Linked DNA regions of Homo sapiens: all the other regions are linked to region 1. Evidence: read pairs that join two places in POLR2A ChIA-PET (ENCODE). Cell type or tissue: GM12878. All regions are shown on one strand. Links, peaks and the distances in the headings refer to the core of each region. The heading gives the core; the rest is flanking DNA. Region 1 overlaps REV3L (REV3 like, DNA directed polymerase zeta catalytic subunit). Region 2 overlaps TRAF3IP2 (TRAF3 interacting protein 2). Region 3 overlaps REV3L (REV3 like, DNA directed polymerase zeta catalytic subunit).

What was found. Peaks named below come from ENCODE experiments on the same cell type or tissue, not always from the same donor. Only the 100,000 strongest peaks of a DNase experiment are listed, where the experiment ranks them.
Region 2: POLR2A ChIA-PET joins it to region 1 with 6 read pairs; 2 of 35 experiments call an interaction of 5 or more read pairs at or near these places.
Region 3: POLR2A ChIA-PET joins it to region 1 with 9 read pairs; 2 of 35 experiments call an interaction of 5 or more read pairs at or near these places.

Annotation. Positions count from the first base shown.
Region 1 is chr6:111,322,576-111,333,623 of GRCh38, reverse strand. REV3L (REV3 like, DNA directed polymerase zeta catalytic subunit) reads left to right here. Exons shown (of 32, transcript NM_001372078.1): 23 at 257-501; 24 at 1,840-1,948; 25 at 3,886-4,092; 26 at 10,946-11,048. Among named protein-coding and RNA genes, the nearest start is that of SLC60A2, 69 kb to the right of the region's middle. In GM12878, for the core only: no CTCF peak of the experiment used is centred there; a DNase peak (open chromatin) is centred at 3,553; H3K27ac peaks cover 314 bases.
Region 2 is chr6:111,574,419-111,585,466 of GRCh38, reverse strand. It overlaps TRAF3IP2 (TRAF3 interacting protein 2), which reads left to right. Exons shown (of 9, transcript NM_147686.4): 3 at 5,078-5,270; 4 at 9,646-9,824. It also overlaps TRAF3IP2-AS1. Among named protein-coding and RNA genes, the nearest start is that of TRAF3IP2, 26 kb to the left of the region's middle. In GM12878, for the core only: no CTCF peak of the experiment used is centred there; no DNase peak of the experiment used is centred there.
Region 3 is chr6:111,463,763-111,474,810 of GRCh38, reverse strand. The region is part of intron 1 of REV3L (REV3 like, DNA directed polymerase zeta catalytic subunit); the gene reads left to right. Among named protein-coding and RNA genes, the nearest start is that of REV3L, 14 kb to the left of the region's middle. In GM12878, for the core only: no CTCF peak of the experiment used is centred there; no DNase peak of the experiment used is centred there.

The DNA.
Region 1 (11,048 bases), core at 1,591-6,590:
GCATGCCTGTAATCCCAGCTACTCGGGAGGCTGAGGTAGGAGAATCGCTTGAACCTGGGAGGCGGAGGTTGCAGTGAGCCGCAATCGTGCCATCGTACTCCAGCTTGGGCAACAAGAGCGAAACACTGTCTCAAAAAAAAAAAAAAGTCATACAATCTTATTCTGAAAAGCAGATTATCCTCAAATGATTATATATTCAAATGACCAATATATTTAACTGTGTTTCTTCTCTTCTCACCTCCCTTTCTCCCTGCAGTACCGTGTGGAATCAATGATGTTGCGTATTGCTAAACCAATGAACTATATTCCTGTGACACCTAGTGTTCAGCAAAGATCCCAGATGAGAGCCCCACAGTGTGTTCCTCTAATTATGGAGCCTGAATCCCGCTTCTATAGCAACTCTGTTCTCGTTTTGGATTTCCAATCACTTTATCCTTCTATTGTGATTGCATATAACTACTGCTTTTCCACCTGCCTTGGCCATGTGGAGAACTTGGGAAAGTAAGGTTTTTTTCACATTTACAATAATATTGTTGTGCTTTGTACTTCTTACTAAAATTAGACACTTTCTGAGTGTCTCTTTGCTCTGGACACCTTCCCTATGAGCAAGATAAATGGACTGTATCCCAGCTAATCCATTCATTATAGTTGTCTTACCAATTGACATGGATCACCATATGATTAATCCAGCTTCATGGATGGATGACTCATGAAGAGGATTGGGAATAGGTCAGCCTTGCAACTGTTTCACTCCATATGTAACTATAGTCTCTTTTAAAATGAAAGTTAAATTGTTGATGTAAATTACCTTTCAGTGGAACAGTTTGAGGATTATGATCTTATAACTTCAACTAGACCTCCTCTTTATTTTTCTTATAAATAGTCCAGGATTTTAAAAATTAAATGTTAGGTTTTATTAATTAATGTAAATTAAATTTTATAAACTGATAATAACATTTTAAATTCTCAAAGGATTAGATACTTTTCTTAAATTGTAGGAAATAACGGAGTCTTCCTTTTTATTGATTTTTGCGTATTTGAGATCATGTGTTGGTTTTAGTATATCCTATATTCCTTCATAGAAAGCATCTGTGGAAATTATATTGGTAATCCTGTCTTTTTATTAAAAACAGGAATTTGGAAAATTTACAAGATTTACAGTATTTCTATTTAAGGTTTAAATTATTCTTTAAATATATTCACAAGGATGTTAAAATAAATTTTTATTTAAGTAATTTAGTATAAGATGATTGGGCTGGACGTGGTGGCTCACACCTGTAATCCCAGCACTTTGGGAGGCCAAGGCGGGCAGATCATGAGGTTAGGAGATCGAGACCATCCTGGCTAACATGAGGAAACCCTGTCTCTACTAAAAATGCAAAAAATTAGCCGGGTATGGTGGCAGGCACCTGTAGTCCCAGCTACTCGGGAGGCTGAGGCAGGAGAATGGCATGAACCCGGGAGGCGGAGCTTGCAGTGAGCCGAGATCGCGCCACTGCACTCCAGCCTGGGTGACAGAGCGAGACTCCATCTCAAAAAATAATAATAATAAAATAAATAAGATGATCAGATGTTGAGTTGAAATTTGGTATTTCAGTATAGATTTTACCCATAAATTTTAGGATAGTGCCATTTAAGAAATGTTTCTTGTAATAAATTATGAATATTTGAAAAACTATTTTGGTAATGAGGCAAATAAACATATTACTAAGTACATGAATTCTTGTTTAGATGTTTGAAAATGAATTTCTAATGGAGTTAGAAAGATTTTTTAAATTGCGTAAAATCTCTGTTCTATGATTTGAGGAAGTATTTGCTTAATGTTCTCTTTCTTAACAGGTATGATGAGTTCAAATTTGGCTGTACCTCTCTGAGAGTACCTCCAGATTTACTTTACCAAGTTAGGCATGATATCACAGTGTCCCCCAATGGAGTAGCTTTTGTCAAGGTAATACTCTCTTGTAAATGAAAGATAACAACTATGGCTTAACTTTTGGAGAGCTGATAATGGTTTAGATATTGTTGGCACATAATAGAAAACAAAAACACCGAGTTTGCTTGAATATTTTATCTCAAAAAGTCAAAGATATGAGAATCTTCTAAGAAATCACTTCAGGAACAAACCAGTCACCTTGTTTTTCTTGAATTTAGGTTTTAAATCTTTAAATTGTTAAATTTTAGTTAACGAAATATTGAAAGAAATAAACGTATGCTTATACTTTCTGCCCTTTATTAGAATCAGGCAGACTTAAATGGCAACTTAATGGTCAAAATATATTACCTACAAAGATTTAAATTGTTTTAATGTGTAGATGCTACTAGTTGTTCTTCTACATTATTTTAAATTAAGACTATCTTAGAATTAATGATACTCTAATAGGCTTATTGTTTATATTTTTCAGAAGATATCCAAACTAAAAATAGGGTCCCTTTTTTCTCTCCTGTATCTCCCCTCAAAAGAGACAGAGGAAAACTTTACAAATTAAAGACAAATAAGAGACATCTTAAAAGAAGATTATATTGCCTCTTAAATGCCAACTTTATTCCTTTCTTTTCTATTTTCTTAGCAGTGAGTCTGTACTAGAATCATGAGACAGTAGAGTGGTTGATGGTAGAGTGGACCCCACCAGCCCTCAAATTCATTCTGGTGTACTATATCAAAAGTGGCATCATTCTCTACCAGTAAGAGGGAATACTAAACTAAAATTAGCCATGTAGATGAAGAAAATTTTAACCAAAGAGTTCATGGTATGTTTCTTTTTGGAAAATTTTAAAATGTAGTATTTCTAAGGACTGATGTAGATGAGATCTACTTGGAGAAATGGAAACAGATTTTTTTTTATTAAATGGGTCTCTATATAAAAATCAGTTTTCCAGTCACATTTCTGCGAATTTGGTCCCTGTTCTTTTTATCTTATGTCTTAAAACATTATGGCTGCTTCAAAATGTACACCAAATGAATTAGAGGTTAGAATATGTTCCATTGTCGCATATCTAGCAGCTTATTATCTCCCTTTAACAGCTTTTTTTTAAACTTGCATCTACTTTTGGACCCAGTGTGTAAAGCTTAATGAAAATAAGATTTTTTAAATATTCAGGTGTGTGAATATCCTATACCTGAGATTTTAATTGTTAGGTCTGACATGCATTACCTTGCACGTGTCTGTGAATCATCATCAAAGTTAATACTGTTTTGTGGTTTTCATTCCTACTGGAGTTCTCATAAATTCTCCCTAGTCTTGATGAATACAAATGATTTTTTTTTTGGCATCAACAAATTTTATCACCTCACTATTCATCCCCTCTTCCAGATTGCTAATAAATGTAGGCCGGAGGGGATGGCTTAGTGGTCTAAGCATCAGATTTGAAATACCTAGAGTCCCTGGAACTGCAGGTTTGAATGTCAGCAGAGTCAACCCAGCTCATCATTCTTCCAAGGTAGATAAATGGAGTTCCATGCAGATTTCTGTGTGGGGTCATTAGGATGAGATCTTTAAAAACTGAGTTGGTTATGAGTGATACAAGTCCCATGTGTCATTTTGAAAGAATGGGGGTTTCTGTCAAAGTTTCGAACAAAATTTCCCTCTGAAGTTGTTGTATGGTCACTTATGCACTAGTTGACATCCTCCTCCCTGGAGGTCTCTGAACTCACATAGAAGTGCTCTGTTAGATTTATAAACATTGCAGGAACCATTTAGGAGAAATCCTCTTCCAAGAAATAAAATGTGATGATTTTATATTGACGGCCACTAATACTATGGTCACTCTGTTGTTAGCATGTTTCAATTCCTGACAGTTGGCCATTATTATGTTTTATGCTTCCTTCTTAATTATGTAAATCTATAATGTTTGAGGGGTTTTAAACATTTTTTTTCTTTATGATAGCCTTCAGTAAGAAAAGGTGTACTACCAAGAATGCTTGAAGAAATTTTGAAGACTAGATTTATGGTGAAGCAGTCAATGAAGGCTTACAAGCAAGACAGAGCCCTGTCACGAATGCTTGATGCGCGTCAGTTGGGACTTAAGCTGATAGCAAATGTCACATTTGGCTATACATCTGCTAATTTTTCTGGGAGAATGCCATGCATTGAGGTAAGTGATACAAATCTGTAGTTTTTTCAAAAGAGACTAAAATACAGTGAGGCACGGTGGCACTCACCTGTATTCCCAGTTACTTTGGAAGCTAAGATGTGGTGCGGGGGTCTTCAGCCCAGAGTTGAATCCTGCCTGGACAACATAGTGAGACCTCATCTCTTTTTTAAAAGAAAAAAAAAAAAAAAAGGCCAGGCATGGTGGCTCACGCCTGTAATCCCAACACTTTGGGAGGCCAAGGCAGGCGGATCACATGAGGTCAGGAGTCGCGACCAGCGTGGTCAACAGGGTGAAACCCCATCTCTACTAAAAACACAAAAATAAGCTAGGTGTGGTGGTGGGCACCTGTAATCCCAGTTACTCAAGAGGCCGAGGCAGGATAATTGCTTGAACCCAGGAGGCAGAGGTTGCAGTGAGCCAAGATCGCGCCATTGCACTCCAGCCTGGGCGACAGAATGAGACTTGGTCTCAAAAAAGTGGCTCACACCTGTAACCCCAACACTTTGGGAGGCCAAGGCATGTGGATTACTTGAGCTCAGGAGTTTGAGACCAGCCTGGGCAACATGGTGAAATCCCATCTCTAACCAAAAATGCAAAAACTAGCCGGGCATAGTGTTATGTGCCTGTGGTCCCAGTTACTTGGGAAGCTGAGATGGGAGGATCACTAGAGCCCAGGAAGTCAAGGTTGCAGTGAGCCATGATTGCACCACTGCATTCCACCCTGGGTAACAGAACGAGACCCTGTCTCAAAAAAAAGAGACTAAAGCAGCATTAAATGAATGCCTGTTCATTCAAGCATTTCATTTTGTTTTAAAACTTTAAACCATTTCATTTCTATGACATAACATCAGTTTTTCTCATGCCAAGCCTAAATATATATATATTCTTGGGGATCTGTGACTTTTCTCTATAAGATACCTCTGTGTCTTTATTCCAATGATAATTTTAGAAATTAGCATACACCTATTTCTGCATGATCTTCATAACTATACTGTAACTTTCTATTAGCATAAAATTTCAGTGCCACCTTTGTAGCAGTTTTTACAACAGCCTTGGTACTGCATAATTCATTTTATGTATTGACAAGAGATCTGATTATAGTTATGTTGGCTTGTCCAAATGTCACAATTAGCCAGGTGTGGTGTCTCACACTTGTGATCCCAACTCAGGAGGCTGAGGTGGGAGGATTGCTTGAGCCCAAGAGTTCAAGACTAGCCTAAGCAACATAGTGAGCCCTTGCCTCTATTAATACACAAAATTAAAAACTAAAAAAATTTTTTAAGTCAGAATAAACAACAGTCATTCCATATTTACTAGTATACCAGTAGATATAAAGCACAACCTTTTTTGCAATGATAGTGACAGTTGAAAGACATTTTTCATAGAATGACTTAATTTCATATTTACTAAGTTAAGGTGTTTATTTGATACAAATACAATATAGTGTGACAGGGTAATATAAATAATATACTAGTGAGTGAGAAAAGAACAGAGTAACTTGTTATATTGTGATCTTTTCATGCCAAATGAAGGTCAGAGAACATTGTGGTATATCATATTTGCATTAGTTCAGTAAGAGAAAAGCAGGGAAAGCATAAAGTCTTCACACAGCTCACAGTAGGCAAAATGAACTCCAAAAACATGAGCAAGGCAGTAGTGGCATATTCACATTGAAAGCAGCAAAATACCATCTATAGTGGAAACTTAATATTGTTAACTTGAATATTTTGGTACAGTAATATGATTTTGTGCTGGATAAATTTTTTTATAGTTGCACTGTAAAGGCTGTAAGCAATAAAAGTTTGTATCTAGGTTTATATTTGTATACTTTTAGGTAAGATAAAAAATACTTTGTCAGTCCTGGGGGTTCATATTAATACATTTGAAAACCACTGATCTATATGATCTAGCAGGAAAAAAAAAATGGAAATGATATTACTAATGTAAAACCAAAAGCTATCCTTTTTTTTTTTTTTTTGAAACAGCGTCTTGCTTTATCACCCAGGCTAGAGTGCAGTGGCTTAACCACGGCTCACTGCAGCCTCGACCTCCCAGGCTCAAGCAATCCTCCCACCTCTGCCTCCAAGTAGCTGGGACTACAGGTGCTTACCTCTATGCCCAGTTAAGTTTTCTATTTTTTGTAGAGATGGGGTTTCGCCCTGCTGCCCAGGCTGGTCTTGAATTCCTGGGCTCAAGTGATTCTCCTGCCTTGGCAGGGATTACAGGTGTGAGCGACCATGCTTGTCCCAAATCCTTTCTTAGGGGCCATTTCCACATTTCCCTAATTTCTTCCCTGCCTCTCGGTTTTAAAAGTGTTTATTAATGTATTTTAGTAATAATGCAGAAATTATACTATTTTTAAAATATGTAAATACTGTAACTTTAGAATAACCAGAATTTGGTAGGATTTTTGAACTAGCAGTGGAAGTTTAGGAATAGGGTTTCACCAGGGAGTACGTTGCTGCTTTGCACGGTGAACTCAGACTGCCAAGCAGTACCTGCTTCCTTGACCCTGGTCTTCTCAGCTATCCTCAGATTAATGACTGCAAGCATGCATTTGACCCCTCATCATATGCTAACTTCGCAACAGTACAATGTTAACTTCTAGGTGAAATCATGAGTGGAAAAAGCAGCTAACATCACAGAAAGAGCCTCTCATGAATAAGTGAAAAGTTAGCACCAATAGAGTAAAAATGGAAGATATCAGCCACTTTTTTTTTTTTTAAAGGGCAGATGGCTTCATTCTTTTTTATGGCTGTATGATATTCCATTGTACACATAATATGGCATTTCCTTTATCCATTCACTCGTTGATGGACACTTAGGTTGTTTCCATATCTTGGCTATTGTGAATAGTGCTACAATAAATATGGGAGTGCAGATATCAATTCAATGTACCGATTTCCATTTTTTTTTTTGGGGGGGGTATATACCCAGCAGTGGGATATCTGGATCATATGGCAGTTCTATTTTTAGATTTTTGCAGCATCCTATATTGTTCTACATAGTGGCTCTACTAATTTACATTCCCACTACAGTGGGTTCCCCTTTCTCCACATCCTTGCCAGCATTCATTATTGCCTGTTTTTTGGATAAAAGCCATTTTAGCTGGGGTGAGAAGATATCTCATTATAATTTTGATTTGCATTTCTCTAATTAGTAATGTTAGTCATTTGTATGTCATCTTTTGAGAAATGTCTATTCAGACCTTTTGTGCATTTTTAATCGAATTATTTGTTTTTTTCCTACTGAGTTGTTTGAGTTCCTTACATATTCTGGTTATTAATCCCATGTTAGATGGGTAGTTTGCAAATAATTTCTCCCATTCTATGGGTTGTCTCTTCACTTTGTTGATTATTTCCTTTACTGTGCAGAAGCTTTTTAGCTTTATGTGATCCCATTTGTCCAGTAATCAGCCCTAAAAAAGAATAAAATCCCGTCATTTGCAAAACATGGATGGAACTGAAGGACATTATGCTAAGTGAAATAAGCCAGACAGAGAAAGACAAATATCACACATTCTCACTCTTATGGAAACTAAAAAAAATAAAGGAACTCATGGAGATAGAGAGTAGAATGATGGTTGCCAGAGGCAATGAGGTGGGGAGGGAGGGAGATAAAGTAGAAATGATTAATGAGTACAAAAATACAATTAGAATGAATAAAATATAGTATTTAGTAGCACAGTAACTATAGTGAACAGCAACTTATTGTATATTTTTAAATAACTAAAAGAATGGAATTGAAATGTCTAACACAAATAAATGATAAATGCTTGAGGTGATGGATATCCCAGTTACCCTGATTTGATCATTACACATTGTCTGCCTGTGTACATCATATGTACCGCATATACGTATATATACAACAGTTATGTATCCAGAATAATTAAAAGCTTTTAAAAGCGGGAGGCAAATGGATTACTGACTGTGGTCTCCTGCTTTCCTTCAGAGAACACACAATCAAAAAAGTACTAGATCTGGACTATCATAGAGAAAGATGAGACTTTGTAAGCATATAAGGAGAATATGGAGAATAAATAAATGTAGCTAATAGTTGTAGGTTAATGTCTCTGTCTCAGTACCATCATAGAGAAAGACAAGACTTGGTAAGCAAAAATTCCTATGAAGAGAATATGGAGAATAAAGTAGCTAATAGTGGAGGTTAATGTCTCTGTCTCAGTTGGACTTACTTCATAAATTAAAATTTTTATATGTTGACAGTTTTCTACTAAATTATTGGTCATTCATATTTATGATAAAGGTATATTTGTGCCTTTTAAAAAATTGTCTGAACTTTATTTCTTCCTTTTTATGTCTTTTCAGGGAATTAATTTTTACTTAAAACATTTGTTTTTATTAAGACTTTTGAGGCCAGGTGCAGTGGCTCACGCCTGTAATCCCAGCACTTTGGGAGGCCAAGGCGGGTGGATCACGAGGTCAGGAGACCAAGACCATCCTGGCTAATGCGGTGAAACCCCGTCTTTACTAAAAATACAAAAAATTAGCCGGGCGTAGTGGCGGGTGCCTGTAGTCCCAGCTACTTGGGAGGCTGAGGCAGGAGAATGGCGTGAACCCGGGAGGTAGAGGTTGCAGTGAGCCGAGATTGCGCCACTGTACTCCAGCCTGGGCGACAGAGTGAGACTCCATCTCAAAAAAAAAAAAAGACTTTTGAGCATCCCCAATCATGGCCTAAATTGTGAAACCATTTCTTTTCCTCTTTTAAATCCTCTCTTAGCCCTTTAATGAAGTAATGCTTTTCAGGTTAGGAACCTTGGCACAAAGTAGCAGAATCTGTTAATTTAATTACTTCTCCTTCCCTCTTCCGCCTCCCCCTCACTCTAGTGCTGCTGAATTCTTCTTATTATGTGGTCTTCAGGGGTAACTGCAGAGTTCTGACTCTTTGGGGTATAACTTAAATGCGCCAGAGTAAGAGCATTAGGCAGACATTTAAGACCACTATGTATATGTTCGAGTATATACTTGTAAGTATACATCTCAGAAGTATATTTGACTTTGACACTAAAATGGCTTGCTTATGCAGCTCTTTTTCCTCACATATTTAAAAGTTGACCTTGTTTGAAAGTGGCAGTAGGTAACAGAACATTTTATTCAATTTGAGTTTCCATTAGATAACATGATTTTTGTAATGTATTAAGTTACAGTTTACATTCTCAAGATTTTCTGATGTACTAGAGGTCTCAGCAGAATTCATAATCTTAATTTAAAACCTAAGGCCAGGCATGGTGGCTTACACCTGTAATTACAACACTTTGGGAGGCTGAGGCGGGTGGATCATTTGAGGCCAGGAGTTCCAGACCAGCCTGGCCATCATGGCAAAACCCTGTCTACTAAAAATACGAAAAATAGCTGGGCATGGTGGCACACTCCTGTAATCCCAGCTATTCGGGAGACTGAAGCACGAGAATTGCTTGAACCCAGGAGGCAGAGGTTGCAGTGAGCCAAGCTCACACCACTGCACTCCAGCCTGGGTGACAGAACGAGACTCTGTCTCAAAATAAGTAAATAAATCAGAATAAATAAATAAATAAATCCCAACTCGTTTCTACTACTAGTTTTATTATTTATTCCTTTGTTCATGTACTTAATATGTCCTTTGTAATGCAATTTTAAATAGCCTTTTAAATACTATTCAATCCTATATTTAGTAATTCAAATTTTACAGTAAAGGGAGAAGGATGATTATTGCTATTGTTTGCTTCTTAACAAAAAAAAATGTGCAGTTTGCGTTTTAAAATTGCAAAAGGAATGCTCCATTTATGTTTTATGTTGAATGGCAATTTTTCCCACTCTTAGCTTTAATGAGTTTAATAAATAAAACAGCATTGTTATATAGTCTCCTTAATTTACTTAACTGTAAAATCTCATTAGCATGCTTCTCATATTTGTCAAGGCCCAGCATCTTTTTGTTTTGTAAACTCATGCTGTGGTCACTGTTAAAATTCACTAATCACCAATGAGTAAAACCTTCCTAGATATATATCTACCTATTTAATTTAAATTGAACAGTTTTAATATATTTCCCATCATATAATTAGATACATTTTTCTTTGTATAACTAGTGACAAGATTGAAGTTCAGCATTAACTTTAATGATATTGAAAGACATTATCATCAACACTTCAACAGAAAAATTTTGAGAGATACACGTACATATACTCATGCACCCACAAAGAGTGCTTTTCTGCCTGATGAGTTGTAAGGGCACATAAGAAAGTTGAATAGGTCGGGCACGGTGGCTCACGCCTATAATCCCAGTACTTTGGGAGGCCGAGGTGGGTGGATCACGAAATCAGGAGTTCAAGACTAGCCTGGCCAATATGGTGAAACCCCATCTCTACTAAAAAATACAAAAATTCTCTGGGTGTGGTGGCGTGCGCCTATAGTCCCAGCTACTCAGGAGGCTGAGGCAGGAGAATCGCTTGAACCCAGGAGGCAGAGGTTGCAGTGAGCCAAGATTGTGCCACTGCACTCTAGCCTGGGTGACAGAGTGAGACTCCTCAAAAAAAAAAAAAAAGTTCTTGAATAAAGAAGGATTATTCTTCCAAGAATCCAACGTAGCTGAGTACCTTGTAACAAGTGCAGTCCACTTACTGTTATACTCAAAGACAAGTTTGTATATTGATTGGTTCTTTCAAATTCTTCACCTCAGTTTCTTCTTGAGTACTTGTAGAAAGAATGATGATACTGATGGCTATTTTGATTTCTTTTTTACGTTCTTTTCTCGTTTCATTTCTGGAAATATTTAGTAATTAAATGTATTATATGTTAAAGTCTGTTAACTTATACTGAGCTATGTTAAGAAATTATTTCCAATGTGTTTGTACCAACAGGTTGGCGATAGTATTGTTCACAAAGCCAGAGAGACCTTGGAACGAGCTATTAAACTGGTGAATGATACCAAGAAATGGGGGGCTAGGGTTGTATATGGCGATA
Region 2 (11,048 bases), core at 3,616-8,615, 250 kb before region 1:
CGAGGTTCAATAAATATTTGTTGAATGAATAAAAAGAAATCTGTTCTCTACTTCCTGGGGAAAGGAGTGAGCCTTAATCATGAGTAGAGTCTTTGTAATGTGAAGCCTTGGAAAAGCCATTTTTTTTTTTTTGGCCTGGGAGGGAAGCAAAGAAGGGAGTCAATGAAATTTGGAAACAGAACCTGTCCATCCACTTATCAATTTATTCAGCAAATAGTTATACACCGTCCTTGTTTTCATGGAATTCACAGTCTACTGGAGAGATGGATAAGAAGTAGAAGTCAGAAACAGAATGACAAATTATAAGTGCTATAAGGGAAGTAACTGGTTGTTGGAACAGACATTAATAGACAGGTTGACCAGAGAATCTCTTTAAGTAGACATCTGAGCTGAAACCTAAAGGATGAGAAGGTCAAGGAAGCAAGGAGCTAAGGAAGCAAGGAGCTTGATGTCATTAAGATACCAAAAGCAAGTCAGTGGGGCCTAGCAGAGTGAGCAAGGAGAGAATGGTGTGCTAGAAGATGAAGGCTGGATGGGCCATGGTGAGGAATCTGGATTTTTATTCTGAGTTAAACTTCTTTATGAAAATGGAAAATTGAACTCTATAATTCTCAATATGGAACTTAGAACAGTACTTGACATGTAGCAAGTGATCAATAAATGTTAGCCATTATTTTACATGTATAGTACCCAAGTAAATTGGCAAGCCTTCGTCATAGTAATTGGAAAAAAATGATTAAAACTTTAGCAGTGAAATGATGGTCATTTACTTGATAAACATAGTTTTTATTTAGCAACTTTTCTTGTTTCTTTTTTTTTTTTGGTATTTTTTTGTAGAGATGGGATTTCACCTTGTTGCTCAGGCTGGTCTTAAACTCCTGGGCTCAAGAGATCCACCCACCTAGGCCTCCCAAAGTGCTAGGATTACAGGCGTGTCCAGCCTATTTAGGAACCTTTTCCATACAACCAGTCAAATTCCAGACAAAGCTGGTCAGATTCCACTTACAAAAGGGAACACTCATTTCTTACTGATCCACTGATACTCAGTTTTCCTTTGTTTTCAACAATAAAAGGACAGCATGGAGGACTATATTGTCAGTACCCTAATTTTAAAAATTGATGAGGTGTATCATTTTCATCTGCTCACATAAACTGGCATAACTTTTTACCACAGGTGGCCGTTTCTGAAATGAAAGTTACAGCTAATCAAACACTTAGCCCACATGCCTTGGTGATTTTAATGATATGATTTGTTGCTGTGAGACAAAGACATGTTGTGAGGGAAATAATCTGTTAGAAATCATATGACCTTGATTCAAAGGCTTTTGATTAACAGCACCAACATCCGCTTTCTGGAAAAGAAATAAACCCTATGATTAGAGCTTGGTAGTCCTTTTAAAGCAAATAAAACAATATTAGCCATTCATTAATGGATATAGGAAGAAAAATGGCTTCAAACATTAAAAACTTCTCAAGATACTTTCAGCTTTTTCCTCATAAAGGCTTTTAAGGCCACTGGCAAAGTTTCTCCTCTTTTACCTTGTGTTTCTCCTTCCTACTTCTGGAGGGAGACACCGATTAAACCAAAAAACCCCCAAAACAAATGGACAGCAGAAGAGAATTAAGACAGTCTAGGGCAGTGGTCCCCAACTTTTTTGGCACTAGGGACCAGTTTCATGGAAGACAATTTTTCCATGGACTGGGGATGGGGATGGTTTGGGGATGATTCAAGTGCATTACATTTATTGTGCACTTTATTTCTATTATTGTTACATTGTAATATATAATGAAATAATTATACAACTCATTATAATGTAGAATCAGTGGGAGCCCTGAGCTTGTTTTCCTGCAGCTAGATCTGGGGGTGATGGAAGACAGTGACAGATCATCAGGCCTTGGATTCTCATAAGGAGCGTGCAGCCTAGATCCCTCATGTGCGCAGTTCACAATAGGGTTTGCACTCCTGTGAGAATCTGCTGCTGATCTGACAGGAGGCAGAGCTCAGGCGGTAATGCAAGTGATGGGGAGTGGTTGTAAATACAGACAGAGCTTCACTTACTCACCCACTGTTTACCTCCTACTGTGTGGCCTGGTTCCTAACAGGCAATGGACTGATACCAGCCTGTGGCCTGGGAGTTGGGAGCCCCTGGTCTAGGAGACCTGTGCCCTAGAAAGTATTAATAGATTGTGCAGTCCTAAATGGCTTCTCTTTTTCTGTAAGTTGGCTTTGTAACTATTGAGCCTTCATTCATTCATCTATTGAGCATCCCCTGGGTGCCAGTACTATCCTTGGAGACATGGTGGTAAGAGGACACAGTCCATGCTTTCACAGAGCTTATATTCTAGTAGGGAAGGCAGGCAAGAAGTTGACAGGTAAAAGTCATGCTTACTTATGCAAACCCATGATAGGAACTACGAAGAAAGCAAAATAGGGAATGGGATAAAGTAACTGGGTGAAGAGGCAGGACTCTTTGGACAGGTGATATTTGGGCTGAGCTCTGAATGGCAAGAAGTCAGTCTGTGAAAATCTAGGGCAAAAACATTCTGGACAAAGAGGGTGGCAAACTCAGGATCCCAAAGGAGAGGACAAGTTTGGGATATTCAAAATGAAGCCAGAGCTTAGTGGGCCAGTGAGAGTGTAGTGGGAGGCAAGATCTACAGGGGCGGGAACCTGATCTAGCAGGGTGGATTGTAAGTGCAGTCCACCAAGACGGTTCTAGCTACAGCTGGGTTTGTAAAGGGTCTGCTCATGCAAGGCTCATTGAAAAGCAGGGCTGGCCCCTACCTGGGGACCTGATAGCAGTGGCATTTTTTGCTATTTTTTAAACTGAGGGAAAGGAGCAGTAGTGACTTGCTCTGTTGCCCTGAAACTGCAACTGGTGATCTGGACCCCCTGGAATATATCCGCCCTGCCCTGAGAAGGCTGCCAAGGTGAAGCCTGTGCAGTAGACCTTGTCCTAGACCATAGGAGTCTCTGTGGGCCTGTCTTCCATTCTGAGAACAGTCCCTTCAAGTCCCAGTCTCCTTTGTCATCCAGGTGCAGGGATAGATCTAGGCAGATCTGTTTCTCCTCCTCCCCCTCTTTAAACCCCTACTACTTGTCATGACCAGGCCTAAGCAATATCAGGGCAAGGGTCATGGGGTCCTGCCAGGAGACAGTCTGGGATGGAGGGGCATGGTCACTTTTGCCAGAAGAAGCATGACTGGAAGGACCCAGGTGGTGACATGGGTCAAAGGAGACAATAATAGATTGAGTCCAGGGAATCTGACCACACTTGAGAGACTAGCTTGGGCACATCGCCAGGTCACCCAAACAGTTTCCTGAGTCTAGGCACTGGGAACCTGGAGGAGGCCACACTAGTGAACGTGCACATTATTTATCTCTTGTTCTGTACTTGAGGCCATCATTCCCCTGAATGTTCCTTTGAAAACGTAGATGGCTCCTGACTGCTTTGCCAAGCTAAGAATACAGTTCTTTTTTTTGTTTTTGAGACGGAGTCTTGCCCTGTTGCCCAGGCTGGAGTTCAATGGCACAATCTCAGCTCACTGCAGCCTCTGCCTCCCAAGTTCAAGGGTTTCTCCTGCCTCAGCTTCCTGAGTAGCTGGGGTTACAGGTGCGCGCCATCACACCCAGCTAATTTTTGTATTTGTAGTAGAGATGGGGTTTTACCATGTTGGCCAGGCTGGTCTCGAACTCCTGAACTCAGGTGATCTGTCTGCCTCGGCCACCCAAAGTGCTGGGATTACAGGTGTGAGCCACCACGCCTGGCCTTAAGAATCAATTTTTATCCACATTCTCAGCTTCTCATTTTGGTTTCAACCTATCAGTCACTTTTTTGTTTACTTGCCAGTTTTATTTTGCTGTACATCCATATATGTATCCTATCTACATGGCAGGCAAACTTGATTATTACATTTATAATCAGCAAAATAATTTTAAGATCAATGAGGGTTGATCTTAAAAGAATCAAAATAATTTTAAGATCAATGAGGATTTTTAAAAAACAAAACAAAACACCTTCCTTCTTGTCCTAACTAGTTACGCCTCCTCCTGGATCGTCTTACTGCTTATGTGGGTAGGAGGGGCAGTGCTTGGATCACTAGGAGGTGCTCATTGCTCATCTTGCAGGGCTACCATGTGGCTCACTTCAGTCCTCTTGCATCTCTCGTATTTCCCAACACCTTACCCCCTTTGGGCCTGGGCCATTCCCTCAGAGCCCTTCCCTCTCACCCTTACTTGGTTCCCTGCATCTCTCCTCTGGGCTTTTAGTTCTATTCTTTTGCGTGATTAAGCATTAGGTCTCTCCTATGCTTAACTCTGGCAGCAGCAGGCTGCCCTTCCCTGGGGACCCTCCTGCTCCTGGTCCTGGCTGGGACCCACTTTCTCCCAGGTTGCACATTCACATAAGTCACTGCCAGCTCTGGCTTTGCTCTGAGCCCAGCCCTCTTCAAGCAGCCCTGGCTCCAAGTGCACGTAGGCTGTAGCAGGAGAGGACCAAGGGAGTTGGAGGGTATTGCCAGTTGGTTGGCTAGTTCCCAGGAGGATGAGCCAAGTTTTCATTCATTTACCTCTTCTTAAGAGGAGAGTGGGGTGTGTGTGTGCGCGCACGTGTGTGTGCACATGCACGTGTATGTCCACTTGGGGGAGGAAAATACAGAGCAGTGATTCTATATCTATCATACAGATAATTTTTCCTAGCCTTGGGTTCGGGACATGAAGGAAATTGTGGTAGGAATGGTGGTGTGAAAGAGGTTCTTCATGGTTGGATTTTCCTAAGTATCTTACGAAAAGAGGAGCCTGTGTAGAGTTTTTTGAAAAGTTTTTTGAGCTCTCCAGCTGGAATACCAAACTGGTGATTTCGCAGATGTTTTTATTTAGGACAAAAAAAAGTGAATTTCGTGAAAACACTCAAGTAATTAACAGTAGAGAAATACGGCAAACATCACAGAGGTGGTAACAGATATCTGGACCCCTCAGCTGGGATCAAGACACAAATGAGCATGGAGCTTATGACTCCTTTCACACGAAGGAGCTAGAGTTGATGTTCCCTGTTGTCTTTGTTGTCTTCACCTACAGATGGCCATGACTACCCTCGAGCAGCCTACCAGCAAGTGATCCAGCCGGCTCTGCCTGGGCAGCCCCTGCCTGGAGCCAGTGTGAGAGGCCTGCACCCTGTGCAGAAGGTTATCCTGAATTATCCCAGCCCCTGGGACCACGAAGAGAGGCCCGCACAGAGAGACTGCTCCTTTCCGGGGCTTCCAAGGCACCAGTAAGTATGACAGGCCCAACCTTCAGGCATTTTTAACATGGAAAGGAATTATGCCAATGCAATGAAGATGTAACAGAATTCTCTATAGGTTTGCTAACCCACGTTAGTGAGCAAGTCACATAGTGGAATGCCCAATATAGACTTTTCAGGTCAGGAGGAAACGGAAGCTGGTTGACAAGGATCTCTTTATCAGACATAGAAAGCCACTAGTGACTAGTCGAAATTCTCTTGAAGGAAAGGCTCTTCAGATGTTCTCCAAGTCACACCCCTTTCTTTTATTTTCAGATCATCTGAATTTTTAGTCCACAAAATAGATTTTTGATTTTACTACGACTGACTTCCACTGTTAGCCAACTCTTTATATGTCTAGTGTCTGTTCCTGTTTAAGCCTATTTCTTACTTTAAAATGTTAAATTCAATTAATTTTCCATCAAAATTTAAAATTACCTGTTCTTTTCTTTTTTTGAGACAGGGTTTTGCTCTGTCACCCAGGCTGGAGTGCAGTGGTGCAAACTTGACTCACTGCAACCTCTACCTTACAGGTTCAAGCGATCCTCCCACCTCAGCCTCCTAAGTAGCTGGGACTAGAAGCATGCGCCACCATGCCCAGCTAACTTTTGTATATTTTGTAGTGAAGGGATCTCCCTATGTTGCCCAGCTGGTCTTGAACTCCTGGGCTCAAGTGATCCACCCACCTTGGCCTTCCAAAGTGCTGGTATTACAGGCATGAGCCACTGTGCCTGGCCTATTATTTTCTTTTGTAATAAAAACATTCATACATGTTGAGTACCATTATTAGGTCTCTCCTATGCTTAACTCCGTATTTTCATGACTTCAGTTGTCTAACTCTTCAATCTTTTTTTTTTTTTTTTTTTTTTTTGAGATGGAGCCTTGCTCTGTCGTCCAGGCTGGAGTGCAGTGGTATGATCTTGGCTCACTGCAACCTCCGCCTCCTGGGTTCAAGCTATTCTCCTGCCTTAGCCTCCTGGGTAGCTGCGCGCCATCACGTCTAGCTAATTTTTGTATTTTTAGTAGACACGGGGTTTCACCATATAGGCCAGGCTAGTCTCGAACTCATGACCTTGTGATCTGCCCGCCTCGGCCTCCCAAAGTGCTGGGATTGCAGGCATGAGCCACTGTGCCCTGCCTCTTTAATCATTTTTTTTCCCTTATTCTCTTTGGACTTTCCTTTTCTCTTAATTTATGGATCTAAAATATATAGGTAAAACTCATGTAAATGGAGCTTCCTCATTTATGACAATATTTGGAAGAAAGTAGATTAAATGTTTACTTTTGCTCAAAAGCAACTTTTATATACCACTGTAAAACTAGATTCTGTTTTTACAGCATAGAGTAAAATATGAAGTTCCTATTAGAGTGGATTTTTCAGAAATACAGAAAGCGGTAATTAGTTTGAACATTTCATGGAAAGAAAAAAAGCCCACTTTATTAACAATGGTGAAGAGGCACATGCCTGCTTTCTCTTTTGCTCAGAAGCCCACAAACCCTCATATTTTCTTTCAAGACAGATCTCTTTTTTTCTCTCTTTCTTTTGGGACAGGATCTGACTCTGTCACTTAGGGTGGAGTGCAGTGGCGAGATCTCGACTCACTGAAACCTTCGCCTCCTGCACTCAAGCCATCTTCCAACCTCAGCCTCCCAAGAGTAGCTGGAACTACAGACGCCCGCTACCACACCCAGCTAATTTTTTTATTTTTTGCAGAGAAGGGGTCTCACTTTGTTGCCCAGGCTGGTTTCAAACTCCTGGCCTCAAGTGATCCACCCACATCAGCCTCCCAAAGTGCTGGGATTACGGGTGTTAGCCACCGTGCTGGGCCAGATCCCTTATTTTTCTAAACCATAAATACATGGAGTTTAAACAATGGAATTAGGTAAAATGTGATTTTATAGCAGGATAGGCACTCTAACAGAAGAAATATCTAAAATTCCAGGGAAATAAACAAAATGTAAGCATCTTTATGAAATAAGTTTTGTGTTGAATAGGAAAGAGAATAGTAATTTTTAAAATAAACTTTTATTTTCAAACAATTTTAGACTTACAAAAGAGTTGCAAAGATAATACAGAGTAATTGGTTTTATAGCATCAATTTAAGCCTGTTCTGATCTTCTTGATCTATTTTATCACTTTAGGATAATGAAAAATAAGTTCAGGTAGAGGAGCTAGGCTGGGCTTGGTGGCTCACACCTGTAATCCCAGCACTTTGGGAGGCAGAGGTGGGTGGATTGTTTGAGCCCAGGAATTTGAGACCAGCCTGGGCAACATAGCGAAAACCCATCTCTACAAAAAAATACAAAAATTAGCCGGGTGTGGTGGCACATACCTGTGGTTCCAGCTACTAAGGAGGCTGAGGCAGGAGAACTGCCTGAGCACAAGAGGTCATGGCTGCAGTGAGCCGTGATTGTGCCACTGCACTCCAGCCTGGGTGACAGAGTGAGACTCTGTCTCAAAAACTAAAAAACAAACAAAACACACACACACATACACACAAACCCATCCAACTGAGGTTGGGCATAGTGGCTCATGCCTGTAATCCCAGCACTTTGGGAGGCCAAGGCAGGAAGTTTGTGACCAGCTTGGGCAACATGGCGAAATCCCATCTCTACCAAAATAATACAAAAATTAGCCAGGTGTGGTGGCTCATGCCTGTGGTCCCAGCTACTCAGGAGGCTAAGGTGGGAAAATCACCTGAGCCCAGGAGGTCAAGGCTGCAGTGAGCTGTGATTGAGCCTGGGTGACAGAGCAAGACCCTGCCTCAAAAAAAAGAAAAAAGAAGCCAGCTAATTCTCCTCTTACTCATAGTTTGAAAGAGAACTTTAATTCAGAAAGTTTACTCTGTCATTAATTTCCATGGTATTGTTTTTATACAGAAGCTTTTGAATATTATCAAGGCCTTAACATTTCTTTATCATATAAGCAATCATCTTCTATAACAACTAAGCAACTTTTGAAACAATTTTTTTGGTATAAGAGAATTTAATGCAAAAGAACTGGAATGAGTTTTTCTTGGAGAAATAAAAAAAAAAAAGAAAAAGAAAAAAATATGGAATGGGATCCCCCATTAGCTGAAAGCATATTTTATAGAAATTATTTTCTCTATATTAATAAAAATATAAAAAATAATCTTAATCATTCATATTTTCAAAATATAGTACAGTTGAGATTCTGTGTAATTTTATTTTAAATCCTGTTACATAAGACTTTTAGAATTCCTGATTACTCCTTGGGTAAAAATATGAAAAGCGTAAGCAACAATCTACAAAAACTGGGCATATACATAGAGATTTTGTAGTCAAAACATTTTTTTAAAATTTATAATATGACACAATTTCAAACACACCACAAATAACAACATCCATGTTCCCACTACCCAGATTTTAAGAATGTTAACATATTGTCACATTTGCTTCAGAATTTTTTTTTAAGAAATAAAACATTATAGAGACAGTTTTAGTCCCACCACCGGTTAGCACAATACCACAGAACAGGGCCACCAAAGAGGCTGTCTCCTCTGGCGGTCAGGAAGGTTGAGAATCAGAAAGCCAACACCGCTGTGACCACTGCAATGGTTGGATCGGTTCTGTGCCAGATAGATCTCCACTGGTGAACAATAGATGCCCATGCCCTGCCCTCGACGCTTGTGAAGCTGGTAATAGGACACTGGGAGGCCTTCTGGGGAAAACTCAGCACCTCATCACTGTGCTTACCGACAGAAACCACAGAAGCGGCAGACGCATGCTCTCCATTTCCTTCTCTCCTCCAAATCTCACACGAGGTCATCTGATTGTTCATCTCAGCAGAATGCTCGTGGGAATACTGGCAACGAAAATAATAAAGATGCTATCTAATATGGTAGCAACTTCTTTAAAGGGTCTTCAAAATCAGATTTCCATTTATATGTCAACAGTACAAATACTTCTAAATCTACATGGCCCTCTTTACCTTTTGATACATAATTAAATGTTACCTATTATGAGCTAAAAGTCATGTCTTTTTATCTGAATGCCTATAACATCAACCATCTGTGTCACCTGTCATACTACTTTGTTTTGTTGGTGACCTTGTCTGCCCTGTGCATGAGACTTGTTTTTCCAATTAAACAAATCTTGAATAGAGAAATCAAATCCTGCTTCCCTCTTTGGAGTCAGAGCACAGGCCCTCACATGTGGCAGCCAGCTGAAACGCTTATTGACTACAACTCCATGGAGCTCCCCTCTTCCTTCTGTCTCAGTTAAGAAATAGAGGCAGAGGAGAGAGAGCCCACTGGGATCTTCCCATAGTTCTAAAAGTCTTTCTGTCCCTGAAGGTTTGCCTTTGTAAAGAATGAAAATTGACTGTAAATGTATTCCTTTCTAGGGACCAGCCACATCACCAGCCACCTAATAGAGCTGGTGCTCCTGGGGAGTCCTTGGAGTGCCCTGCAGAGCTGAGACCACAGGTTCCCCAGCCTCCGTCCCCAGCTGCTGTGCCTAGACCCCCTAGCAACCCTCCAGCCAGAGGAACTCTAAAAACAAGCAATTTGCCAGAAGAATTGCGTAAGTTGTTTGCAACATTGTTCTCTCCTTCCTCTTTTTTTTTTTTTTTTTTTTTGAGACGGAGTCTCGCTCTGTTGCCCAGGCTGGAGTGCAGTGGTGCGATCTCAGCTCACTGCAAGCTCCGCCTCCCAGGTTCACCCCATTCTCCTGCCTCAGCCTCCCGAGTAGCTGGGACTACAGGTGCCCACTACCACACCCAGCTAATTTTTTGTATTTTTAGTAGAGACGGGGTTTCCCCATGTTGGCCAGGATGGTCTCGATCTCTTCACCTCGTGATCCACCTGCCTCGGCCTCCCACAGTGCTGGGATTACAGATGTGAGCCACCGCACCCGGCCACTCCTTCTTCTTGTGAGGTCTTATACTTTGTGATGGCTGGATGATCACTCGTCCCTAATCTCGAAGATTTTCCTTTTTTTTAAGACAGGGTCTCACTCCTGTTGCCTAGGCGGGAGTGCGGTGGTGTGATCATGGCTAACTGCAGCCTCAACCTCCTGGGGTCAGGTGATTCTCCCACCTCAGCCTCCCAAATAGCTGGGGTTACAGGTGCATACCACCACAACCAGCTAATTTGCTTATACTTTTACTAGAGACGGGGTTTTGCCATGTTGCCCAGGCTGGTCTCAAACTGCTGGATTCGAGTGATCCACCCGCCTTGGCCTCCCAAAGTGCTAGGATTACAGGCGTGAGCCACTGTACCTGGCCTCATAACCTCAGCTATTTCTCATGTACACAGTAAAATAAAATGCACTTTTTTGCTTTTTGCTTAAAAAGTAACCAGCATTTTGTATGAATGTTTTTAGTGATTCTGACACCACTAGTAACACTCAAAAACTGCTTACCTCTAGATTTCCTTAAGCACATACTCCAAAAACAAATAACCCCAGTGCCTTTTCCCTCTTCTAAATGATGCTCTTGAGTGGACTTGTCCCTGGGTAAATTGATTGGATGTCCATGTGGTATTGGGCAGGGACCCAGCATCTCACCATAAGTTAGCAGCAGCCATCAAGAATGAGGTCATTTCCTGTAGGAATGAGCAATCTTGTTTGGAAAAAACGGTCTCACATTCTCCATACTGCATCACAACCAAATGCAAACTAAGCCTTTTATTTAAAGAAACATTCAACTAAGCGTAAGGTGATGATTCTTTTTCCACATTTTGCTGCCAGAACCAGAAATGTTGAAATATCACCAAAATGTTCTCATATTAAGGTCAGTCAGGACAG
Region 3 (11,048 bases), core at 3,711-8,710, 140 kb before region 1:
GTTAATATTTTTAAGTTATGTTTTGCTTACAGGAATTGGTAAGAAGGAAAAAATAAGAGACCATAATAGTTGTTACAAACAAATGATTACTGCAATACTGTTTTTAACTTTAGTTATTGTTAGAGATCTTCTAATTCAAAGTTTTCAGTTGATGTTACATGGCTCACAGAAGGGTAGTCCTAGTAGAATGGGGGCTGAAGGAAGGCGTTGGGGTTCCTGTGAACAAATAGCATGGTGAGTGACAACCAACAGTTAAAAGCAGCATACTGCTCCTTTTGATATTTTAAGTGCATTAAATGAGGTGTGCCTTACTACTTGGAATCTACTTCAGCAGCCAGCCACAGTGTACAGCTGCCTTTTGTGGGAAAGGGATCATGGAATTGTTACTGGAGTTTGTATTCACGGTGCCGAAGGAACATGCCACCTACCACAAGGTGCAACCCACTTACAATGAGAGGACAAGGAAGCAGGGAGGGTGTCTCTGGTGGCCCAGCTCCAGGCCTGACTATCTGTATTCACCTGTATTGGATGCTGCTCACCACGTGCGTTTGATATGCTCTGCAAGGTGACTGCCTAATAGTGCATGTATGTTTGTCAGAAATAAAGCATGATTTTAATTTTGAAATATTCTTGATGTGAAAATGTTTGGTTTTGAAATTCATATTAAAATTTTCAGCATTACATGTGTCAAAAAATATCTACCATAACACTTTACATTTTTTCTTCTGTAATTAGAAAATATGATAATTTTTTTTCACCAGGCACTGTGTAGATGCCTCCAAATGCCCTCCTGTTGTCCAGTGTGCTAAATTTTTTTTTGCTGACAAGTTTTGTTTGCAATGTTAAAAGGGTTGAGAAGCATCATTCTAGTCAAATGTACTCATTTTGTATGAAGAAAACTGAAATCTACATAGCAGGCTCAGGGATTTGTCCAGTGTCCTACAGTTGGTTGGTGTGAGGCTGGATTTGAAAATTGGGGATCTTGGATCTTGACTCTTCAGCTCTCATCACCTCACACTGACCCCCTCTCCCCCCGAAACATGAGGGAATATTGGAGGAAGGCATTGATGATAATTGAAAGACAAAAATACAGAACCTCAGAGGAATTATTAAAAGAACTGCACATATGTAGTTCAGAAATCTTTGAGACCCTACTGTATCTAATAGTGCTTAGAATCTTCTTATATAATAATATTATTAATATTCTATAATCTAGAATAGATTATAGTAGGATTCGTTTTATGATGACTTGGGCTGTATCTTTAAGAAAACAAAAGATTATAGCAAAAGGAGTTTAGGGCAAACATAAATAAAAATTGATACTAAAATCGTATGTATGCTATTTCCAAAAAAGGGAGGAGGGAATATATGAGACCTTTCAAGTTCCTCTGGTACTATAATTACATTTTCTCTCATCTTGCTTTTGATTGGATTAGAATTCACGCAATTAAAGATAATCTAGGGCCAGGCACCTATAATCCCAGCACTTTGGGAAGCAGAGGCAGGAAGATTGCCTGAGCCCAGGATTTTGAGACCAGTCTGGGCAACATGGCAAGACCCCGTCTCTTTAAAAAAAAAAAAAAATCTAAGTGAAAAATGATTCAAGTCTAAATAGGTTGGGTTAAAGTAGGTTTTAGAGGATGTTGTCATTGGTGCTGGATATTTCAAAGAAATAGTTTGAACTTACTTATAAAGTAAGAAATGGGCCATGGTATGAGGTATGTCACTCTGGTATCTGGCTGCCATTTTAACATCATAGTGATAATAAGAGGAAATAATGGGAGTTAAGGAACAGTAAACTTTGGGTGAAATTGTGTTAACTTGTAATTTCCATGTAGATACAGATAAGGCAGGAATGAGTGTCTTAGGCAATTAGAAATAACTCAGTCTACTGTCCAAACATGATGTGGATTTTGAGACCAAAACAAATTATAAGTAAAAGTAAGACCCTCTTAATGACAGCCTATTTAACCTTTTTGGTGTTTTTGTTTGGTGTGTGTGTGTGTTTTCTGTCGTTCCTTCTAAGTTTTCCAGATGATCTTGTGTTTCTTCCAGCTCTCTGTGGGTTTTTAAATATTTCATTTTATAAATGAAAAATACTTTGTTGTTTAATTAGCATTGGTAAACTGGACTGTTTTCTGTAGCAGAAATTGAATACAAGCCTAGCAAAGTAAATTCTGAGAAAAATGAGTAGTAATTGTCAATGGAAAATTTCGTGGTTTTTTTTTTTCTTTTTTGGCCAATTCTATTTTTTTAGATGATAGTTTTGGGAAATACTAAGAATTTGAGCTCAATTTACTTTGGGGCAGTTATTTAATTTTCTTTGGGTTCAGAGAGCATTACTACTATATAAACAATTCAAATAATAAAAGAGTGTTACCTCAAAAATGCCTTGTGTAATATATAACAGTTCACAAGAATACTATTTTTCTTCCATTTATTACGATTACAAAGAAGTATAACAAGAATTAAAAGAAATATATTATTTTGCATATATATTTATACTTCAAAGTAATTTATATACTAAATTAGGTTTTGTTTGAGATGGTGAAATGAAAGACTTTGTAAATAAGAATACATGTTGATATGTGAAAAATGTAAAGTTAAAACATGTTGGCATACTCGCAGTTTCTCAGAACAAGAAAATGACTAATCTAAATTTCATTTCAGAATAAAACCCAAGACAAGCCACATAAAAGCAACCTAAAAATTAAACTGTCATCATATTATTTGTTTTAAAACTATGGAATAATATATCTGAGGAAGATTTCTCTCAAAATTGTTTTTCTCAATTTCAAGTAAGTAATTTATTTTGGTTAATATATTGGGGGTGAGGGGGGTGGGGGTGAGCCTTGGCATTGAAGTTGGTAAATCCTACTCACCCTTAACTAACAACTTAAATATCAACCTCTTTAAAGCCTTCTGTGACTCCTTTGCCCATTCCCAAAGATTATCTCCTTGGTTTTCCAAGTCTTCATCCCCTTCCACATTGCTGTTAAAAAAGGATCTGTTACAATGGATATTGTGTTTGTCTCTAAGAATAGTCATGTGGCACTACCTTCATGGGCCCCACCTCATACTTCTCAACCCCACTGCCTTCTGTTGCTGAGAGACCCCGAGCAAGTTATTATACTTATGTTAGCCTTAATTTCCTCCTCTGTAAAGTGAGTTTTAATAATTTCTACAGCATAGCATTATTATGATTGAATAAGATAACCAGCTAATGTCTGGCATACATAGTAACATAAATGTTACTTTCTTTACCTGTCTTATCTCCAGAATCTGCTACATTACCTCATATACTGAGTACTCTTTAAAATGTTTGAATTGAAATGAAACATGGAATTTTTGTAGCAGGTATTCCTCACATTAGGAGAAACTAAAACATCTGCACATTGTGGTATGAGATTTTTTACATTTCGTTAGTGACATATCTACAGTCTAGGTAATTGCCTGTTTAAAACACTTTTTAAAAATTTGGCTATGTTTTATAAGTGGTCCATCAGGACCTGAAAAGAACCTTATTTTCCAAAGCCATCACTAGTGCCTTAAAAAAAAAAAGGTGATAGAACATGTTGAAAGTATGTATGCTAGATGTCACAGTAAAGGTGACATGTCAGTAGGATTTATTGCTCTCTTGTGAATTTGTAACACACACAAAAATGGAAGCCTTTGTATTTTAAACGTACTTAGGATTGTGGAATGTGGACTAAATGATTTATTATTGCCCAGAGCTTCACCTCTCATCACCATATATTTTCTACATACATTCCTAGGTTTTGTTTAATAACATTGTCTTTTACTTATTTATTTTTATTTATTTATTTTTTTGAGACAGAGTCTCACTCTGTTGCCCAGGCTGGAGTGTAGTGGCACAATCTTGGCTCCGTGCAACCTCCACCTCCCGAGTTCAAATGATTCTCCTGCCTCAGCCTCCCAAGTAGCTGGAATTACAGCCACGTGCCACCACACCCGGCTACTTTTTGTATTTTTAGTAGAGATGGAATTTCACCATGTTGGCCAGGCTGGTTTCGAACTCCTGACCTCAGGTGATCTGCTCACCTTGGCCTCCCAAAGTGCCGGGATTACAGGCGTGAGCCATCACCACACCCCGGCATGTCTTTTAATTTTTTAATGAGGTCATTAGAAAGATATCCAAATTAATTATGATGTCTCACACCTTAGTTGATAATGCTTAGTGTTTTGAAAATAGAAGCCATGTTATTATAGTTAAAAGACCTTAATTTTACGTCATTTTACTAAACGAGGTGGTAAACCGTTTATTAAGGACTGTGTGCCCTGTTATAAGCGATGTAATCTTCACAACAGTTCTATAAAATAGGACTGTTATCCCCATTTTACAGTTGAGGAAATGAGGCATAGAGAGGTTAATTAACTTTGCCTAAAGTGATGCAGCATAATGTTTACCTCATACCATGTGAGGATTAAATGAGAAAACATGTATTAGGCCATTACCCACTTAAACAGAAGAAACAGTGAAGCAGAATTTGAGATGAGTGTCTTCTAACACTTCCAGAATTTGATAATAGCCATTATTGAGATGTGACAGTGACCGTGAATATATTCTTATTCACATTTGTGTGTGTGTGTGTGTGTGTGTGTGTGTGTGTGTGTGAGAGATAGTAAACCCTGGTACTCTTAACCCATTTTTTTTTTCTGAAGCAATATTAATGTCTCCTCTCAAATTCATGCTCCTATTTGGACTGAATTAATGTATTTGTGTTTACAAGGTGATAGTAAGATTTTAATATCAATCTGATATAAAATTTTTATAAGTTCAGTGTAATTAAATAGTATGTGGATATATTCTCATTGTGAAATTTGAAAAGCAGAACAGGTAAGGGAAAAATCTTCTTTGACCACCTATTCCCCTCTCTACTTGGATCAGCTTTTGTTGTATGATAAATCTCCCCAAAACATAGTGCTGTGAAACAATAGGCATTTGTTAGCCTAATTCTGGGCTGGGCTCAATTAAGCAATTCTGCTGCAGCTTATGTCTGGCCTTGCGGATGTGGCTGCAGTCAGCTGATGGGTCAGCTGGGAGCTGGTTGGTCTAGGATAGCTATGTCTGGATAATCCGTACTGGTTGTTTGCTTGGGTGATGGGGGCCATGTGTCTCCCGCAGGCTAGGCGTGGCTCTTTCACCTGGAGGCAGTAGTAGGGTTTACAGAAGTAACTAGTGACAGCAAGCCTCGTATATTTTCTGTTGTCCATAGGCCAAAGCAGATCAACATGGCCAATTCCAGAGTTGGTATGGGAGGGGTTTCCTAACTGAGTGGGGCTAATTAGGGGGCCATTACTACAACAATCTATTATCCAACTGTTGCTGGCTAACTCATTTTTCAGGAAACATGCACTAACTAGCGTGGCATTGCTCCTTTCTTGAAGTAGTGTTTATGTAAGCAATTTATTCAACAGTTCAGATAAATTTAGTTAATTCATTGTTCTTGTTTTTATTCCATTTTTGTCATCCTTCAGCATTATTCTTAGTTTCATTCAACTCAACAAATATTTATTGAGCACCCATTAAGTGCACAATAAGGTATCAAGAGGTGAGCAGCAGATAGAGCAAGACTACTGTGTTAATCATCCAGGTTTGTTTTGTTTTGTTTTGTTTTTTGTTGTTGTTTGAAACAGTCTCGCTCTGTTGCCCAGGCTGGAGTGCAATGGTGTGATCTTGGCTCACTGCCACCTTCACCTCCTGGGTTCAGGCTATTCTCCCACCTCAGCCTCCTGAGTAGCTGGGATTACAGGCATGCACCACCCCACCCAGCTAATTTTTTGTATTTTTAGTAGAGACAGGGTTTCACCATTTTGGCCAGGCTGGTTTCAAACTCCTGACCTCAAATGATTCACCCGCCTCAGCCCTCCCAAAGTGCTGAGATTACAGGCATGAGCCACTACGCCCGACCAGTCATCCAAGTTTTTAAAAGTGGCCTACCTGTCTGCTTCATTATGTAAACAGAATTCTATAAAAGTAGAAAACTTTTAACAATTTTTTGAGAATGACCAACAGCCCACACCAGGCTAAATATTATCTTACATGCTACATTTTTAAACATCTTACAAGGATTTCTTCAAATGAGAAAAACTAATACAGAGGTTGTTTTGATCTGTACTCCCACCAGCAATAGGAGACTTTTTCCATGTCTTCATCAAGATTATGTTCTCAAATGTTTTGATCATTGCCAATCTAATAGACATAAAATGGATCTCAGTGTAGTTTTAATTTGCATTCCTTTTATTATGAGTGAGATTGAGTGTTTTTTCATATGCTTGAGAGGCCCTTATGGTATTTCCTTCTCAGCGTACTGTTTATCTTTTACCCATTTTCCTGTTGAGACTCTTGGTCTTTTCCTTACTGATTCCAAAGAGCCTTCATATATTAGTAAAGTTCATCTCCATCTGTAAATTGAGTTCCAAATGTTTTCCTCCGTTAGTTCTTATGGTAGATTACTTTTTATTTAAGTAGTATCTTTTTTTCATTTCATAAATAATCTTTATATCTGAATTAGGCTTTTAAATCACATTTAGATGAAGTTAGGTTTAAGTATTAGGCATGGGAATGGAAGGAAAAGATCCTGGCATTATCAAATCTTTTGTAGAGAACTTTTTAAAACTCTGGATAGTTAAAATGAAAAACTTCAAAAGGATCCTGTCTTTGATTTATTTTTTCCTCTTCTAGGTTTGGTTTTATTATGACATCAGTCGTTTTGACCGGGCAGTCCAAGGAGTAGGATCATAACCTCTGGAGGGCTGTTTTTAGATGATGAGATTGTATAGTATAGATGGAAAATACTCTGTGTAACTTAGAAGAAATTGTTAATAATGTTGCTTTGAGTCTCGTTAATTTCATTGTGTGTGTGTTTGTGTGTGTGATGTGTATAAAACATGCATAGATCATGGTAGTGCTTCTAGCAATGCTCTACTCTTACGTACAGTCTTCCCTCTGTATCCATCCCTTAGTATCTGTGAGGGATTCGTTGCAGGAATCCCTGAGGATATAAAAATCCACAGATGCTCAAATCACTTATATAAAATGGTGTAGTATTTGCATAAAATAACCTAAGCATATTCTCCTATATAGTACTTCAAATTATCACTTACACCTAATACATTGTAAATGCTATGTAATAGTTGTGATACTGTATTATTTAAGGTAGTAATAACAAGGAAAAAAGTTTGTACGCATTCAGTACAGATGCAACTCTTTCCCTGAATATTTTTGATCTGTGGTTGGTTGAATCCACAGATGTGGAACCCACAGATATGGAGGGCCAGCTATATAATTTTCAATCTGTTCAGCCAACCTTAACCTAATCAACCACATGGGTATGTTAGGATGGCTAGATTAGGCTAGCCATTAGCAGTGGACCACACAGAAGAAAAACACACAGAATGTAGACTCTTTTGAGAATGCAGTAATGCTACCTACTGCCCAAATAATATCCTAGATTTTTTCTGAGATTGTGGGAAGCCAGGAAGAAGGTGGCAGAGACATCTGTGACCTCCTATGCCACATCTGACATGAAGTACTTTGACCTTTTCCCTTGACTTTTGTATAAAAAGGTATTAGAAAACTGCGAGGCTGGACATTTTATATGTTTTGAGTAATTTAATATAATTTTAAACATTTTAAAGTTGTCGAACCCTTTCTTCTTATATAATTTTACCCAGCAGCATCAAAAACAAATAGGAATCCTTAAGTGATTAGTGGGGCATGGCAGAAAGCCAGTTTTTTACCATGCTTTACATAGTTTTTAGTTTTTCAAAGTTATTGATGTATTCTTTAGCGTCTGCTTTATTACTAACATCTTTATACATGTTTCACTGAAAATTGAAAGGAAGTTTTTCATTTAATACCAAATTATTGACTTACTGTTATTTTCTTGGTTAATCCTTTTTAAACAATTTAAAATTTCTTTTTTCTAATTTTATTTTATTTTTTGAGACAGAGTCTCACTGTGTCGCCCAGGCTAGAGTGCTGTGGTGCGATCTCGGCTCACTGCAACCTCCATCTCCTGGGTTCAAGTGATTCTCGTGCTTCAGTCTCCCAAGTAGCTGGGATTACAAGCATGTGCCACCACACCATACCTGTCTAATTTTTGTATGTTTCATAGAGATGGGGTTTCGCCATGTTGGCCAGGCTGGTCTTGAACTCCTGACTTCAGGTGATCTGCCCATCTCAGCCCCTCAAAGTGCTGAGATTACAGGCATGAGCCACCTCGCCTGGCCCAATTTTAACATTTCCGAGTTTGTAATGTGTCTCACAGTATGTACATTTAATACAGTAATTTTCCCTCCTGAAAAGCTGGTATTAAACTGATAGGACATTTATAATCAGTGACTTCTTAGAGAAAACGTGACATTTTAAAATTCCTCTATGTGCTTTTTTTAAAAAAAATCTAATGTGTCATGGAATGGGTTTGCTTCCCAAATAAACATTTGTCCTTCATTTTTGCCTTGCATCTGTAATTGTTTTAAATTTGTATATTTTGATGTGTTGTTTGGCACATCCCAGCTTCATGACCGATAAGTCTTTTATCACAGTGCTTTTCAAATTATTTGTGGTGAAGAATCAGGTTTTTTTCCCAATACTTCTTTAAAATACATTAAAAATGAATTACTAGAAAAATGAAATGAAATGAGAATAACTTGACAAAATAGTAATATAACCTCCATTTTTAAAAATTATTTTATTTAACAGGTATAGAATTTCCCTCTCAGACTGCTGTAAGAGTTTCTAAATGCTAAGTTTCGAGCTTTGTTCTTGTCTTGTTGCATAGCTGTAGCAAACAGCTAGTTCATAGATGGCATTTGAGTAGCACTGTAGAGATCTTTTTAGCAATATAAAAAGACTAATTCATTTCTTAAAATCTTTTTGTCCTGTGTCAAAATTATTATTCCTATTTCCTTTCAGTTTGACTATTTCTGCGATATATTGTATAAATCGTTTTTCATCACTATTTTTAATCTTTTTATGTCAGTTCAGTTTTAAACCCATCTGAAGATTTTAAACAAAGTTTTTTTTTTTTTTTTTTTTTGGTTTTTGTTTTTGAGTCGGAATCTCGCTTTGTTGCCCAGGCTAGAGTGCTCGGGCGCGATCTCAGCTCACTGCAACCTCCGCCTCCCTGGTTCAAGCGATTCTCCTGCCTTAGCCTCCCGAGTAACTGAGATTACAGGCGCGTACCACCATGCCCAGCTAACTTTGAATTTTTAGAAGAGATGGGGTTTCACCATGTTGGTCTGGCTTGTCTCAAACTCCTGACCTCAAGTGATCCGCCTGCCTCAGCCTCCCAAAGTGCTGGGATTATAGGTGTGAGCCACTGCGCTCAGCCAACAAAATTTGCTATAATTGAGGTTTGATTTTGTTTTTCACTCTTGTAATTTTATATTTTTACAATAACTTGGCTGGGTGCTGTGGCTCATGCCTGTAATCACAGCACTTTGGGAGGCTGAGGCAGGTGGATCACCTGAGGTCAGAAGTTTGAGACCAGCCTAGCCAACATGGCAAAACCCCGTCTCTACTAAAAGTACAAAAATTAGCTGGGCGTGATGGTGCATGCCTGTAATCCTGGCTACTCAGGGGGCTGAGCCAGGAGAATCACTTGAACCCGGGAGGCAGAGGTTGCAGTGAGCTGAGATCGCACCATTGCACTCCAGCACAACAAGAGAGAAACTCCATCTCAAAAAAAAAAAAAAAACAAATAAAAATAACTTTATTTTACCCTTTCCTTTAGTGTGTGACTTTTGCAGCATAGACCGTTTTATGTGTTTTCCTTTTTTTTGAGATGGAGTCTTGCTCTGTCACCCAGGCTGGAGTGCAGTGGTGCGATCGTGGCTCACTGCAGCCTCCGTCTCCCAGGTTCAAGCAATTCTTCTGCCTCAGCCTCCCAAGTAGCTGGGACTATAGGCGCACGCTGCCATGTCCAGCTAGTTTTTTGTATTTTAGTAGAGATGGGGTTTCACCATGTTGCCCAGGCTGGTCTTGAACTCCTGAGCTCAGGAAGTCCACCTGTCTAGGCCTCCCAAAGTGCAAGGATTACAGGCGTGAGCAACCATGCCCGGCCCTGTTTTCCTTTTTGGAAAACATAGATAACAGAACTCATTTTTAAAAGTGTATGTACCAAAATGTAGTTTTTTAAATTGTTGTTTCTATTCATTTCTTTTTTCTTATCTCTTAAGAGTTCCATTTATATCTTAGACTGCATATAAGTCTGTCTTTTTATTTCTTCCTATATGTATGTTGTTGAGAACACACAGCATATACTTTTTACATTTTTTCTGTTTCTAAATATAAATTATCACAGATTCTTTTCTTTGGCATTTTTAAGAAGATGTTTTATCTATGCTGCTGAATGTTTGTTTAGGTCCCATTCCATACATACCTATCTATGAACAAGGGCTATTTTTCCAAGCCTAGTGTTTGCCAGTAGGTAGGGTATGGCAAGTTCACTTTAATCATATTTATTTTCTGCTTATAAAAAGATAGATTTGCCTTCCCTAGCATAAAGAACTAATGATCGTATACAACCCACTTAGATGAAAACATTCACTTAGTGTACCTCTACTGGATTGAGGTTTAAGGTTTTTTCCACTTTTCTCCTTGCACAGTTCGCTGGTATATGGGAACTAACATATTTATGGATAACCTGAAACAGTTTTTTTTTTTAAATTTTTGTTATTTATTTATTTATTTTACCAGAACATTGCATGCAAGCCTCCAGGTTGTAAAGGCCCTTAGGACTTTTAGTGATTTAATCAGTGATGGGAGCTAATTCATTTATTTAGATTTTGGATGCTTTTTAACATGCCAGGATGAAGACAGCTATGCTGCGTCAATTATGTTGATATTGGTTGTTTTTAGAGTAGATGAACAGAGGTATTACATGTCTTAGAAAATTTTTAGTAGGGGACTGGTTTCTGTTGGAGCAGACCGTGTCCCCAAGGTAGAGAAAAGAGTTACACAGTAAGTCCTTGCTTAATGTCCATGACAGGTTCTTGGAAATTGTGACTTTAAGTGAAAT